Regions from separate parts of the Homo sapiens genome. Here all the other regions are linked to region 1. Evidence: read pairs that join two places in POLR2A ChIA-PET (ENCODE). Cell type or tissue: PC-9. All regions are shown on one strand. Links, peaks and the distances in the headings refer to the core of each region. The heading gives the core; the rest is flanking DNA. Region 1 has its middle 10 kb from the start of DYNC2I2. Region 2 overlaps SPTAN1 (spectrin alpha, non-erythrocytic 1). Region 3 overlaps NUP188 (nucleoporin 188).

Region 1 (2,500 bases), core at 1-2,500:
CCTACTTGGGAGGCTAAGGCAGGAAAATCGCTTGAACTCGGGAGGCAGAGGTTGCAGTGAGCCGAGATTGCACCACTATACTCCGGCCTGGGCGACAGAGTGAGACTCTGTGTCAAAAAAAAAAAAAAAAAAAAAAGTCGGGCCCAGTGGCTCACGCCTGTAATTCCAACACTTTGGGAGGCTGAGGCAGGCAGCTCATGAGGTCAGGAGTTCAACACCACCCTGACCAACATGGTGAAACCCCGTCTCTACTAAAAAAAAAAAAAAAAATTAGCCGGGCATGGTGGCGGGCGCCTGTAGTCCCAGCTACTCGGGAGGCTGAGGCAGGAGAATCGCTTGAACCCAGGAGGCGGTGGTTGTAGTGAGCCTAGATGGCACCACTGCACTCCAGCCTGGGAGACAGAGCAAGACTCCGTCTCAAAAAAATAGAAAAAAAATGTGTTGGATCAATTGACAAATATTTTGGAAAAATAACTTTGGGAGCCTAAGGCGGGCAGATCACTTGAGGTCAGCAGTTCGAGACCTGCCTGGCCAACATGGAGAAAACCCATCTCTACTAAAAATACAAAAGTTAGCCGGGCGTGGGCATGGTGGTGGGCGCCTGTAATTCCATCTATTTGGGAGGCTGAGGCATGAGAATTGCTTGAACCTGGGAGGTGGAGGTTGCAGTGAACCAAGATCGTGCCACTGCTCTCCAGCCTTGGTGACAGAGTGAGACCCTGTCTCAGAAAAAAAAAAAAAAAAAAAGCCAAAATACATCCACACATCATACTACAAAATTAATTCAGGTTGGTTATAAACTGGAATGTTAAAAATGAAGACAATGCCGGGCATGGTGGCCCACGCCTGTAATCCCAGCAGTTTGGGAGGCTGAGGTGGGCGGATCACTTGAGGTCAAGAGTTCAAGACTAGCCTGACCAACATGATGAAACCCCATCTCTACTAAAAACACAATAATTAGCTGGGCGTGGTCAGTGCCTATAATCCCAGCTACTCCGGAGGCTGAGGCAGGAGAATCCCTTGAACCCAGGAGGCAGAGGTTTCAGTGACCTGAGATTGTGCCACTGCATTCCAACCTGGGTGACAGAGCAAGACTCCATCTCAAAAAAAAAAAAAAAGAAGATAAGGCCTGGCATGGTGACTCATGCCTGTTGTAATCCCAGCACTTTCAGAAGCTAAGGTGGATGGATCACTTGAGCCCAGAAGTTCAAGACCAGCCTGAGCAAAATGGCAAAACCCTGTTGCTACGAAATACAAAAATTAGGCCAGGCGCGGTGGCTCACTCCTGTAATTCCAGCACTTTGGGAAGCAGAGGGGGGTGGATCACGAGGTCAGGAATTCAAGACCAGCCTGGCCAACATGGTGAAACCCCATCTCTATGAAAAATACAAAAATTGGCCAGGTGTGGTGGTGGGCACCTGTAATCCCAGCTACTCAGGAGGTTGAGGCAGGAGAATCGCTTGAACCCGGGAGGCAGAGGTTGCAGTGAGCCGAGATCACGCCATTGCACTCCAGCCTGGGCAACAGAGCAAAACTCCATCTCAAAAAAAATAATAATAATAATTAGGAGTGGTGATATGTGCCTTTAGTGCCAGCTACTAGGCTAAGGTGAGAGGATAACCTGAGCCCTAGGAGGCTGAGGTTGCAGTAAACTGTGATTATTTATTTTTATTTTTTATTTTTTTATTGAGATGGAGTCTCACACTGTCGCCCAGGATGGTGTGCAGTGGCACAATCTCAGCTTGCTGCAACCTCCGCCTCCCTGGTTCAAGCGATTCTCCTGCCTCAGCCTCCCGAGTAGCTGGGACTACAGGCGCCCGCCACCACGCCCGGCTAATTTTTGTATTTCTAGTAGAGATGGGGTTTCATTATGTTGGCCAGGCTGGTCTCACCTTGTGATCCGCCCGCCTCGTCCTGTATTTTTTTCTTTTTTGAGACACAGCCTCGCTCTGACACCAGGCTGGAGTGCAGTGGCTCCATCTCAGCTCACTGCAACCTCCACCTCCCTGGTTCAAGTGATTCTCCTGCCTCAGCTTCACGAGTTGCTGGGATTACAGGCATTCGCCACCACGCCCAGCTAATTTTTTTTTTTTTTTGAGAGGGAGTCTCACCCTGTTGCCAGGCTGGAGTGCAGTGGCGCAATCTTGGTTCACTGCAACCTCTGCCTCCTGGGTTCAAGCGATTCTCCTGCCTCAGCCTCCCGAGTAGCTGGGACTACAGGTGCGTGCCATCATGCCCAGCCAATTTTTGTATTTGTAGTAGAGATGGGGTTTCACCATGTTGGCCAGGATGGTCTCGATCTCTTTTTTTTTTTTTTTTTTTTTGAGATGGAGTCCCGCTCTGTCACCAGGCTGGAGTGCAGTGGCACAATCCCAGCTCACTGCAACTTCTGCCTCCCAGGTTCAAGCGATTCTCCTGCCTCAGCCTCCCGAGTAGCTGGGATTACAGGCGTGAGCCACTATGCCCAGCTAATTTTTGTACTTTTAATAGAGACGGGGTT
Region 2 (4,776 bases), core at 963-3,462, 68 kb before region 1:
TCCTCCCACCTCAGCCACCCGAGTGGCTGGGACTATGCACATAGGCTACCACATCCATTATTATAATTGAAAAAATTTTTCTGGCCGGGCCCAGTGGCGCATGCCTGTAATCCCAGCACTTTGGGAGGCCGAGGCAGGCAGATCACCTAAGGTCAGGAGTTCGAGACTAGCCTGGCCAACATGGCAAAACCCCATCTCTGCTGAAAATACAAAAATTAGCTGGGCGTGGTAGCGCCTGCCTGTAGACCCAGCTACTCGGTACACTGAGGCATGAAGATCGCTTGAACCCGGGAGGCGGAGGTTGCAGTGAGCCATGATCACGCCACTGCACTCCAGTCTGGGCAATAGAGTGAGACTGAGTCTCATTAGAGAAAAAAAAGAAAAAAAATTTTTCTGTAGAGATAGGGGTCTGGTTATGTTGCCCTAAGCTGGTCTTGAACTTAAGCAATCCTCCTGCTTTGGCCTCCCATAGTCCTGGGATTAAAGGTGTGAGCCACCACACCTGGCCTCATCACATTTTTAAAACATTATTTTAAAACCAAAAAGAGGTTTTAAAAAAGTCTCTATTTGATAAAATTATTTGCTGGGCATAGTGGTGTGTGCCTATAGTCCAAGCTACTCAGAAGATTGAGGTAGGAGGATTGCTTGAGCCTGGGAGGTAGAGACTGCAGTGATCCATGATTGTAATACTCCACTCCAGCGTGGGTGACAGTGAGACCCCGTCTCCAAAAAAGACAAAAAACTACAGTTAATGAAGTAAATTTGAGTCCAATAATTATCTGAGGACTGGGAAAACCAATCCATAGGGATACCTGTTGAACAGATCCTTATAGCTTTTTTTGTTTGTTTTGTTTTGTTTTTGTTTTGTTTTGAGACAGAGTCTTGCTCTGTTGCCCAGGATGGAGTGCAGTGGCACGATTTTGGCTCACTGTAACCTCTGCCGCACCCCGGTTCAAGCGATTCTCCTGCCTCAACCTCCCGAACAGCTGGGATTACAGGCGCCTGCCACCGCGCCTAGCTAATTTTTGTATTTTTAGTAGAGACGGGGTTTCACCATATTGGCCCGGCTGGTCTTGGACTCCTGACCTCGTGATCCACCCATCTCGGCCTCCCAAAGTGCTGGGATTACAGGCGTGAGCCACCGCACCCGGCCTGTTTTGTTTTGTTTTTGAGATGGAGTTTCGCTCTTGTTGCACAGGCTGGAGTGCAATGGCGCAATCTCAGCTCACCGCAACCTCTGCCTACCGGGTTCAAGCGATTCTCCTGCCTCAGCCTCCCGAGTAGCTGGGATTACAGGCATGGACCCCCACACCCAGCTAATTTTGTATTTTCAGTAGGGACAGGGTTTCTCCATGTTGGTTAGGTTGGTCTCGAACTCCCGACCTCAGGTGATCCGCCCACTTGGGCCTCCCAAAGTGCTGGGATTACAGGCGTGAGCCACCATGCCCCCAGCCATAGCTTATTTTTTTAATCCCCCCCTTTTTTTTTTTTGGTAGGCCTCTGTAGAAGAATCCTTATAGTTTCAAGCCATAGTTTGTGACTATGTCTCCTTTGACTTTGGCTTGCTATTTTGGGTTTTAGTTATTATGGCTTTTGCTTTAAAGGACCTGAAGGCCAATGAGTCACGGTTGAAGGACATTAACAAGGTAGCTGAAGACCTGGAGTCTGAAGGTCTCATGGCAGAGGAGGTGCAGGCTGTGCAACAACAGGTAGGTGTCTCCATCTTGGAGTGAGGCTCTGTTGCTGTAAGGATGCAGCTTTGTTCCTCTTGTGTCTGTCATAGCCCAACAAGCAGTGTTTCATAACACAGAACTGTGGCTTGGCTGTAGGTCAGGTCCTCTATGTGACCAAAACCATTTTGATTAACTTCTTTATACCCATATCCCTCACTTTCACTTGGTTTGGAGGGGGGTGGGGGCTTCTGTCTTCTCCGTAAGCTCATTAAATATTTAATGTTTATATAGCCATTAACTAATGGTAATTTCATAAGTTCCTCAAAGAAAAAGTTTATATATAAATACTTGAAGCTCTGCTGGACATTTGGACTGGCATTTCCATTTGTCCTTTTGGAATTATCTCCTGTGTTTCCAGGTTTGGCCATAATAAGTATTCTTGAGAGATGTGTATTTCTTCTAATAATAAAACTGGTTTCTCTCTCTCCTTGTAGGAAGTGTATGGCATGATGCCCAGGGTAAGTTTCGGGTGCTGTGTGTGGATCTTGAACATGAGAAGGACTTAAATCTTGGGAAGAATATCAAGCCAAGAACTTCTTCATCAGAATTGCTGTTCCTGAACCTCAGATGCCTTTTGTGTGTAAAGATTTGTGGAAAACTCCAAAAATTGATTTCTTTTTTTTTGAGACGGAGTCTCACTCTGTCAACCAGGCTGGAGTGCAGTGGTGTGATCTTGGCTCACTGCAACCTCCACCTCCCAGGTTCAAGCGATTCTCCCATCTCAGCTTCCTGAGTAGCTGGAATTCCACGCATGTGGCACCACACCCAGCTAATTTTTGTATTTTTAGTAGAGATGGGGTTTCACCATGTTGTCCAGGCTGGTCTCGAACTCCCAACCTCAGGTGATCTGCCCACCTCAGCTTCCCAGAGTGCTGGGATTACAGACGTGAGCCACCATGCCCAGCCCAGAAATTGATTTCTATTTGCCATTCTCCAAAAGACAAAAAAAGTTGGTTTTTTTTTTTTTCGGTCTTTTGTTTGTTTGTTTGTTTTTTAAGAGATAGGGTCTTGCTTTGTTGCCCAGACTGGAGGTCAGTGGCTTTTCACAGCTGCAGTTATAGCCTACTGCAGCCTCGAACTCTTGGCCTCAAGCAATCCTCCCACCTCAGCCTCCCAGGTATCTAGGACAACAGGCATGCAACACAAAGCACAGCTCTAAAAAAAAAAAAAAAAAAAAAGTCTTCTGTCTCTTCAGTTTTCTAAAACTTTTTCTATAGCTATCTTTAGGTTCATTTATTACCCCTTTGCAGACAATCTTATGAGTACAACATAAAAGTTGGTGGTTTTCTTATTAAATTTCTTTATTCTCTCCATTTCTTCTACTGGATAAAAAAATTGGAATTTTTCTCTCCCCTGTTTGTTGGCTTAATTTTTCTTAACCAGCCTTGTAGTTTGTTACCAGCCAAACTATGGAGGGAAAATGCTGTTTTGGTTAATGTATTAGTATCTGGGATCTCCCCTGGGGGAAACTAGAGTCATTCGCTGGAAAGGCCAGGTGCTTTGTTTCATGGTCAATTGCTTGGCTGCCTAAATTCCTCTTTCTTTGAATAGGATGAAACTGATTCCAAGACAGCCTCCCCGTGGAAGGTAAGAACTCCTTTGCAAATTATTGTTTTCAAGAGTTTTGCGAGATCATGAAATATGTCCTTTTCTGGTGTGCCTTTCTCTGAATATTCAGCTTAAGTCTTTAGTCATTTCTGGACTTGTTTGGGCTGGTTTCTTTCTGAATCTGTTAACTCTAAAATGTGATGCTTAATATACAAAAGCAGAGTGTCTGTCAAATGCTCAGTACAGTTAGGTTGCATTGATTACCCATGTTGGTGCAGGATATGCTGCAGCAGGGAGCACTGTTGTTGGCAGGGTCCCACCAGTAAGAGGCGGTCCAAAGGGAAATGATGTGAACACGAGAACAACTACACATGTAAAGGAGGGCAGGCCTTCATTCACCATCTGCCTGGCCTCTTTATCCTGTGGCCTAAGAAAGGCTTCAGAGATGCCCAATACAGAGATGTAAAGGGAGGAATGAGATGTTTCCCCACTACAGTAGACATTTTTCTGGACAAATCTGGGTGTGAATATGGCTTAACCAGAATGGGCCATCCCTGACCAAGAATACAGGGAGAAGGTGTGTTTTTTTGTTTTGTTTTGTTTTGAGATGGAGTATTGCCCTGTCACCCAGGCTGGAGTGCAGTGGCACAATCTCGGCTCACTGCAACCTCCGCCTCCCCAGTTCGAGCAATTCTCCTGCCTCAGCCTCCCAAGTAGCTGGGACTACAGGCATGTGCCACCATGCCTGGCAAATTTTTGTATTTTTAGTAGAGACAGGGTTTCGCCATGTTGGCCAGGGTGGTCTTTAACTCCTGACCTCAGGTGATCTGCCTGCCTCAGCCTTCCAAAGTGTTGGGATTACAGGCCTGAGTCACAGCACACAGCCAGGGAGAAAGTCTTTTTTTTTTTTTTTTTTTTTTTTTTTGAGACGGAGTCTCGCTCTGTTGCCCAGGCTGGAGTGCAGTGGCACGATCTCAGCTCACTGCAACCTCTGCTTCCCAGATTCAAGCGATCCTCCTTCCTCAGCTCCCCTAGTAGCTGGGGTTACAGGCATGCACCACCATGCCTCCTAATTTTTGTATGTTCAGAAGAGATAGGGTTTCCCTGTGTTAGCCAGGCTGGTCTCAAACTCCTGACCTCGGGTGATCCACCTGCCTCGGCCTCCCAAAGTGTTGGGATTACTGGCCCGGCTGAGGTTTTTTATGTGATACATTTATAACTGTGATTGTGTAACTGGTTGCCTGTGTAACTGGTTGCCTGTGTCTCAGTTCTAGCATCTTCCCTCCTGACCCAGCTCTTCAGGAATACATCACTTGAGTTACAGGCAAGTTAGACAGCAGATTCTGACTTTATAAAAGTAGATCTTTTGGCTAGGTGTTGTGGCTCACACCTGTAATCCCAGCATTGTGGGAGGCTGCCACAGGTGGATGAGCCCAGGAACTGGAGACCAGCCTGGGCAACATGGCAAAACCCCGGCTCTACAAATAAAAATAAA
Region 3 (4,776 bases), core at 1,200-3,699, 330 kb after region 1:
AGGTGGGTAGATCACAAGGTCAGGAGTTCAAGACCAACCTGGCCAAGATGGTGAAACCCTATCTCTCCTAAAAATACAAAAATTAGGGGGCCGGGCATGGTGGCTCACGCCTGTAATCCCAGCACTTTGGGAGGCCGAGGCGGGTGTATCACAGAGTCAGGAGATCAAGACCATCCTGGCTAATACGGTGAAACCCCTTCTCTACTGAAAAATACAAAAAATTAGCCAGGCATTATGGCAGGCGCCTGTAGTCCCAGCTAATTGGGAGGCTGAGGCAGGAGAATGGCATGCACTAGGGAGGCGGAACTTGCAGTGAGCTGAGATCGCGCCACTGCACTCCAGCCTGGGTGACAGAGCAAGACTCCATCTCAAAAATTAGCCAGGCGTGGTGGCAGGTGCCTGTGATCCCAGCTACTTGGGAGCCTGAGGCAGAGAGTTGCTTGAACCCGGGAGGCAGAAGTTGCGGTGAGCTGTGATCACGCCACTGCACTCCAGCCTGGGCGACAGAGCGAGACTCCGTCTCAAGATAAAAGGAGAAAAAAGACATGCTTATTGTAAAATATTTATTTAAATGTTACAAATAGATGTAACAGAAAGTTAAGATGCCCTATGATCTCCTTATTCCAAGAATCCCTATGGGCAGGGGGATATGCCATGCTCCAGATTTCTTTTTTTTTTTTTTTTTTTTGAAATAGGGTCTGGCTATGTCTCCAAGGCTGTGCTCCACATTTCTTATCTGTGTTCTTGTATTTTAAAAAGTATCGGCTGGGCGCTGTGGCTCACACCTGTAATCCCAGTACTTTGGGAGGCTGAAGCAGGTGGATCATGAGGTCAGGGGTTCAAGACCAGCGTGGCCAAGATGGTGAAACCCCACCTCTACTAAAAATACCAAAATTAGCTGGGTGGCAGGTGCCTGTAATCCCAGCTACTCAGGAGGCTGAGGCAGGAGAATCGCTTGAAACTGGGCAACAGAGGTTGCAGTGAGCTGAGATCACATCACTGCACTCCAGCCTGGGCGACAGAGTGAGACACCGCCTCAAAAAATAAAATAATAAAGGTATTTAGGGCTGGGCGTGGTGGCTCATGCCTGTAATCCCAGGACTCTGGGAGGCCCAGGTGGGTGGCTTGCCTGAGCTCAGGAGTTTGAAACCATCCTGGGCAACACGGTGAAACCCCATCTCTACTAAAATACAAAAAAATTAGCCGGGTGTGGCTGCGTGTGCCTGTAGTCCCAGGTACTCAGTAGGCTGAGGCAGGAGAATTGCTTGAACCCGGGAGGTGGAGGTTGCAGTGAGCCGAGTTCACACCACTGTGCTCCAGCCTGGGCGACAGAGTCAAAAAAAAAAAAAAAAGTATTTGAGTGTGTACTTTTGTTCTTGATAAAAGCAGAATTCCTGGTACTGTTTTTCTTTCTTTTTTTTTTTTTTTTTTGAGACGGAGTCTCGCTCTGTTGCCTAGGCTGGAGTGCAGTGGCGCGATCTCGGCTCACTGCAAGCTCCGCCTCCTGGGTTCAGCCATTCTCCTGCCTTAGCCTCCCGAGTAGCTGGGACTACAGGCGCCTGCCACTGCACCCGGCTAATTTTTTGTATTTTTTTTAGTAGAGACGGGGTTTCACCGTGGTCTCGATTTCCTGACCTCGTGATCTGCCCGCTTGGCCTCCCAAAGTGCTGGGATTACAGGCATGAGCCACCGCGCCCAGCCCTTCCTGGTACTGTTTTTGTTTTGAGACAGTCCCACTCCATCACCCAGGCTGGAGTGCTGTGGCATGATCTCACTGCAGCCTCCACTCCCAGGTTCATGCGATTCTCCTGTCTAAGCCTCCCAGGTTGCTGGGATTACAGGCGCCCACTACAACACCCAGCTGATTTTTTTGTATTTTTAGTAGGGACGAAGTTTTGCCATGTTGGCCAGGCTAGTCTCGAACTCCTGATCTCAAGTGATCTGCCTGCCTCAGCCTCCCAACATGCTGGGATTACAGGCGTGAGCCACTGTGCCTGGCCCCTGGTACTGTTTTATGACTGGCTTCCTTTACTTGATACCATATCAGGCAGTCTTGATGTGCTTCATGCCACATAGGCACATTTGGACTTCCTTCATTCTTTTTTGTCTTTTTTCCTTTTTTTAATTTGGACTTCCTTCATTCTTTTTAATGTTTGCATATCACATCCTAGAATGGATGCATCCTGATTTATTTGCGCTACTTTCTGTCTTTCACTATTACAAGCAGTGCTGCAGTGAACATTATTATCCCTACCACCCTGTAAACATTTGTTTACAGTTCCAAAGATTTATGTAGGTATAAATGAACATGATATTTTTTATTAGATATTTCCAAATTACCTTCCAAAAAACATTGTAACAGTTTATACTTATAACACCAAGTATTCTATCGTTGCTGCAAGGTCTTCATCATTGTTTAGTCTTTGCCAATCTAATAAGCAAAAAAATGTTTCACTTTTCAGTTTGTATTTATTTAACCATGAGGGAAGTTGAGCATTTCTTTATACTGATTACTGTCTTTCCTGTGAATTTGCGGGCATCTCATGCTTGTTTGTGGTGATGTCCCTTTTAGCCCAGAGCTGTAGTCTGGATGCTTCCCTTTCTGCCAATTTTCTGGGAGCTCTTCAGTGCCCTTCTGTGGGAGCCCATTGAGGTTTTTGTGGAAGCAGAGCTCTAAGCCTGTGTGTTCCGGTCTCCACCAGGTGGCCCCAATGTCAGTGTATGCTTGTCTGGGCAATGATGCGGCTGCCATTCGTGATGCCTTCCTGACCCGATTGCAGAGCAAAATTGAGGACATGCGCATCAAAGTCATGATTCTAGAGTTCCTCACTGTTGCAGTAGAGACCCAGCCAGGCCTCATCGAACTGTTTCTGAACCTGGAAGTTAAGGATGGCAGTGATGGCTCAAAGGTAAGCCTGTAACCTGGGATGACACTGGGAGTTGGCTCACTGGGAGGCAGATGCTGGGCTCTGCAAGTACAGCTGCTGGCAGTGGCTGTGGAACTGAACTCTTACCTGTCCCTTCTTGCAGGAATTCAGCCTTGGGATGTGGAGCTGTCTCCATGCAGTGCTGGAGCTGATTGATTCCCAACAGCAAGATCGATACTGGTGCCCACCCCTGCTGCATCGTGCCGCCATTGCCTTTTTGCATGCTCTGTGGCAGGATCGGAGGGACAGTGCCATGCTGGTCCTCCGAACCAAGTAAGTCTGCCTCTGGGAGTAGTTTCATTGTTCTGGTCTATAAAATGGGAGTAATAATAGCTCTTATCCCAGAGGTTTGTTGTGACAGTTCACTGGGAATAAGAGTGCTTAGTCCTGGTTCAATACCTGGGAGTTTTACACTAATTCTCTTTCTAATGCTGCTGCAAGTATTAAGGATCTTTAAATATTAAGCACCTGGAAGGTTCAGTTGCTTTTGTGTTCCTGCCTTTTGCTAACTAGCTGCATCAAAACTCATTATTCTTGAGAAACAGTAGATTCAGGAGAGAGGCGCTTGCTCAAGTCACTGGATTGAATGAAACATTCCGTTCTATTGGACCTGCTGGCACAAAGGGAAGGAGTGTTAAAAGGCTAAATTTGGGAGTCTGCTGTCTTATTTCCCTCCCTCCTCTTCTGTGGGGCTTTTGGGAATCTACAGTGGAAGGAATCTTGAAGAGTTTTTATTGATCAACTCTATAATGCATAAGTGTGATTCATGAGAGGAAAATGTAATTTTATCTATGGAAACCTTTCATTTATACGGGAACAACTGACTTATCAGACACATATTAGGATTGAGACTGGTAAAATATGAAGTGACCACCAAAGGGAGCTTGAGAGAGGAGAAAATGACTGTGAGAGGGAAAAAGTTATGATTTCAAACATTTATTTCCTTTTTAGACCCAAGTTTTGGGAAAATTTAACCAGTCCGCTGTTTGGAACCCTTTCTCCTCCCTCTGAAACATCAGAGGTAAGCTGTGGCAGAGGGCAGGATGGTGGCTACAAGTCCCTTGGAGGAAAGGCTGTGGGCTGTGAGATGGGGCCGTAGACAATGATACCTCCCCTAATTAAACAACAGAATGTTCCCTTCACTAGAAACGTCTTTCTCAGGGAAGTGCCAGCTTTCTGTCCCTTTGATGTCTTGCTTTGGGAAGGAAAGTGGTTTGCGCTACTGTGTGTTGGTGGCTCTGTGGTCTTCTCCATTCAGTTGGAGACGTTGTGGACCTGACGCCTCTGCTCTTGCAAGTCAGGACATTCACATTCAACAGGGGTTGTGCTAACTTGTTCTGCAAGTGTTGGGCCCCTGCTCTGTTCCCTGTTTGATATACTGGGGGAGATCAGTGATCAGAGATGTGATAATTGCCTGTTCTGCTATCTCCACAGCCCAGCATCCTGGAAACCTGTGCCCTAATCATGAAGATAATTTGCTTGGAGATATACTATGTAGTAAAGTGAGTACTTTCCCCTCTTGAGATTTTAACTGAAGGTTGGGGGAGTGGGAGTTGGTGGCCTACCACTGGGTGCATGGCTGGAAGAGCCAAGGCAGAGGAGAGAACTGGTTTGGAACCATTCATGGAAGGCCAGTGAGCTGTGTTCCTGGCCAATCCACCGATGGCATTTATGATTGTCAGAAAGAGTTATTGTGAAGCAAACTCCATGCAACTGGGATTTTATGGAGGAGGAATCCTGGAAAGGCCTCAGCCTAACCCACACGTTGGAGGTGTCCTGGAGCCGTCTGCCTTTAAGCCCATGCAAGGTCGTTTTCTCTGCCTCAACAAGGGTCTGTACCCATTATATT

Evidence for each region. ChIA-PET counts read pairs that join two places held together with the same protein. Peaks named below come from ENCODE experiments on the same cell type or tissue, not always from the same donor. Only the 100,000 strongest peaks of a DNase experiment are listed, where the experiment ranks them.
Region 2: POLR2A ChIA-PET joins it to region 1 with 5 read pairs; 4 of 35 experiments call an interaction of 5 or more read pairs at or near these places.
Region 3: POLR2A ChIA-PET joins it to region 1 with 7 read pairs; 2 of 35 experiments call an interaction of 5 or more read pairs at or near these places.

Annotation. Positions count from the first base shown.
Region 1 is chr9:128,665,656-128,668,155 of GRCh38, forward strand. It overlaps a transcript of DYNC2I2 not described here. Among named protein-coding and RNA genes, the nearest start is that of DYNC2I2, 10 kb to the left of the region's middle. RefSeq lists an enhancer at 2,150-2,500. In PC-9, for the core only: no CTCF peak of the experiment used is centred there; a DNase peak (open chromatin) is centred at 1,126; H3K27ac peaks cover 1,176 bases.
Region 2 is chr9:128,596,796-128,601,571 of GRCh38, forward strand. It overlaps SPTAN1 (spectrin alpha, non-erythrocytic 1), which reads left to right. Exons shown (of 57, transcript NM_001130438.3): 25 at 1,605-1,709; 26 at 2,168-2,191; 27 at 3,285-3,320. Among named protein-coding and RNA genes, the nearest start is that of SPTAN1, 47 kb to the left of the region's middle. In PC-9, for the core only: no CTCF peak of the experiment used is centred there; no DNase peak of the experiment used is centred there.
Region 3 is chr9:128,990,495-128,995,270 of GRCh38, forward strand. It overlaps NUP188 (nucleoporin 188), which reads left to right. Exons shown (of 44, transcript NM_015354.3): 26 at 2,703-2,909; 27 at 3,031-3,200; 28 at 3,879-3,948; 29 at 4,362-4,429. It overlaps LOC101929314 (a long non-coding RNA gene), which reads right to left. Exons shown (of 4, transcript XR_007061810.1): 3 at 3,396-3,540; 4 at 3,160-3,237. Among named protein-coding and RNA genes, the nearest start is that of SH3GLB2, 35 kb to the right of the region's middle. In PC-9, for the core only: a CTCF peak has its summit at 2,711 (motif pointing right); no DNase peak of the experiment used is centred there.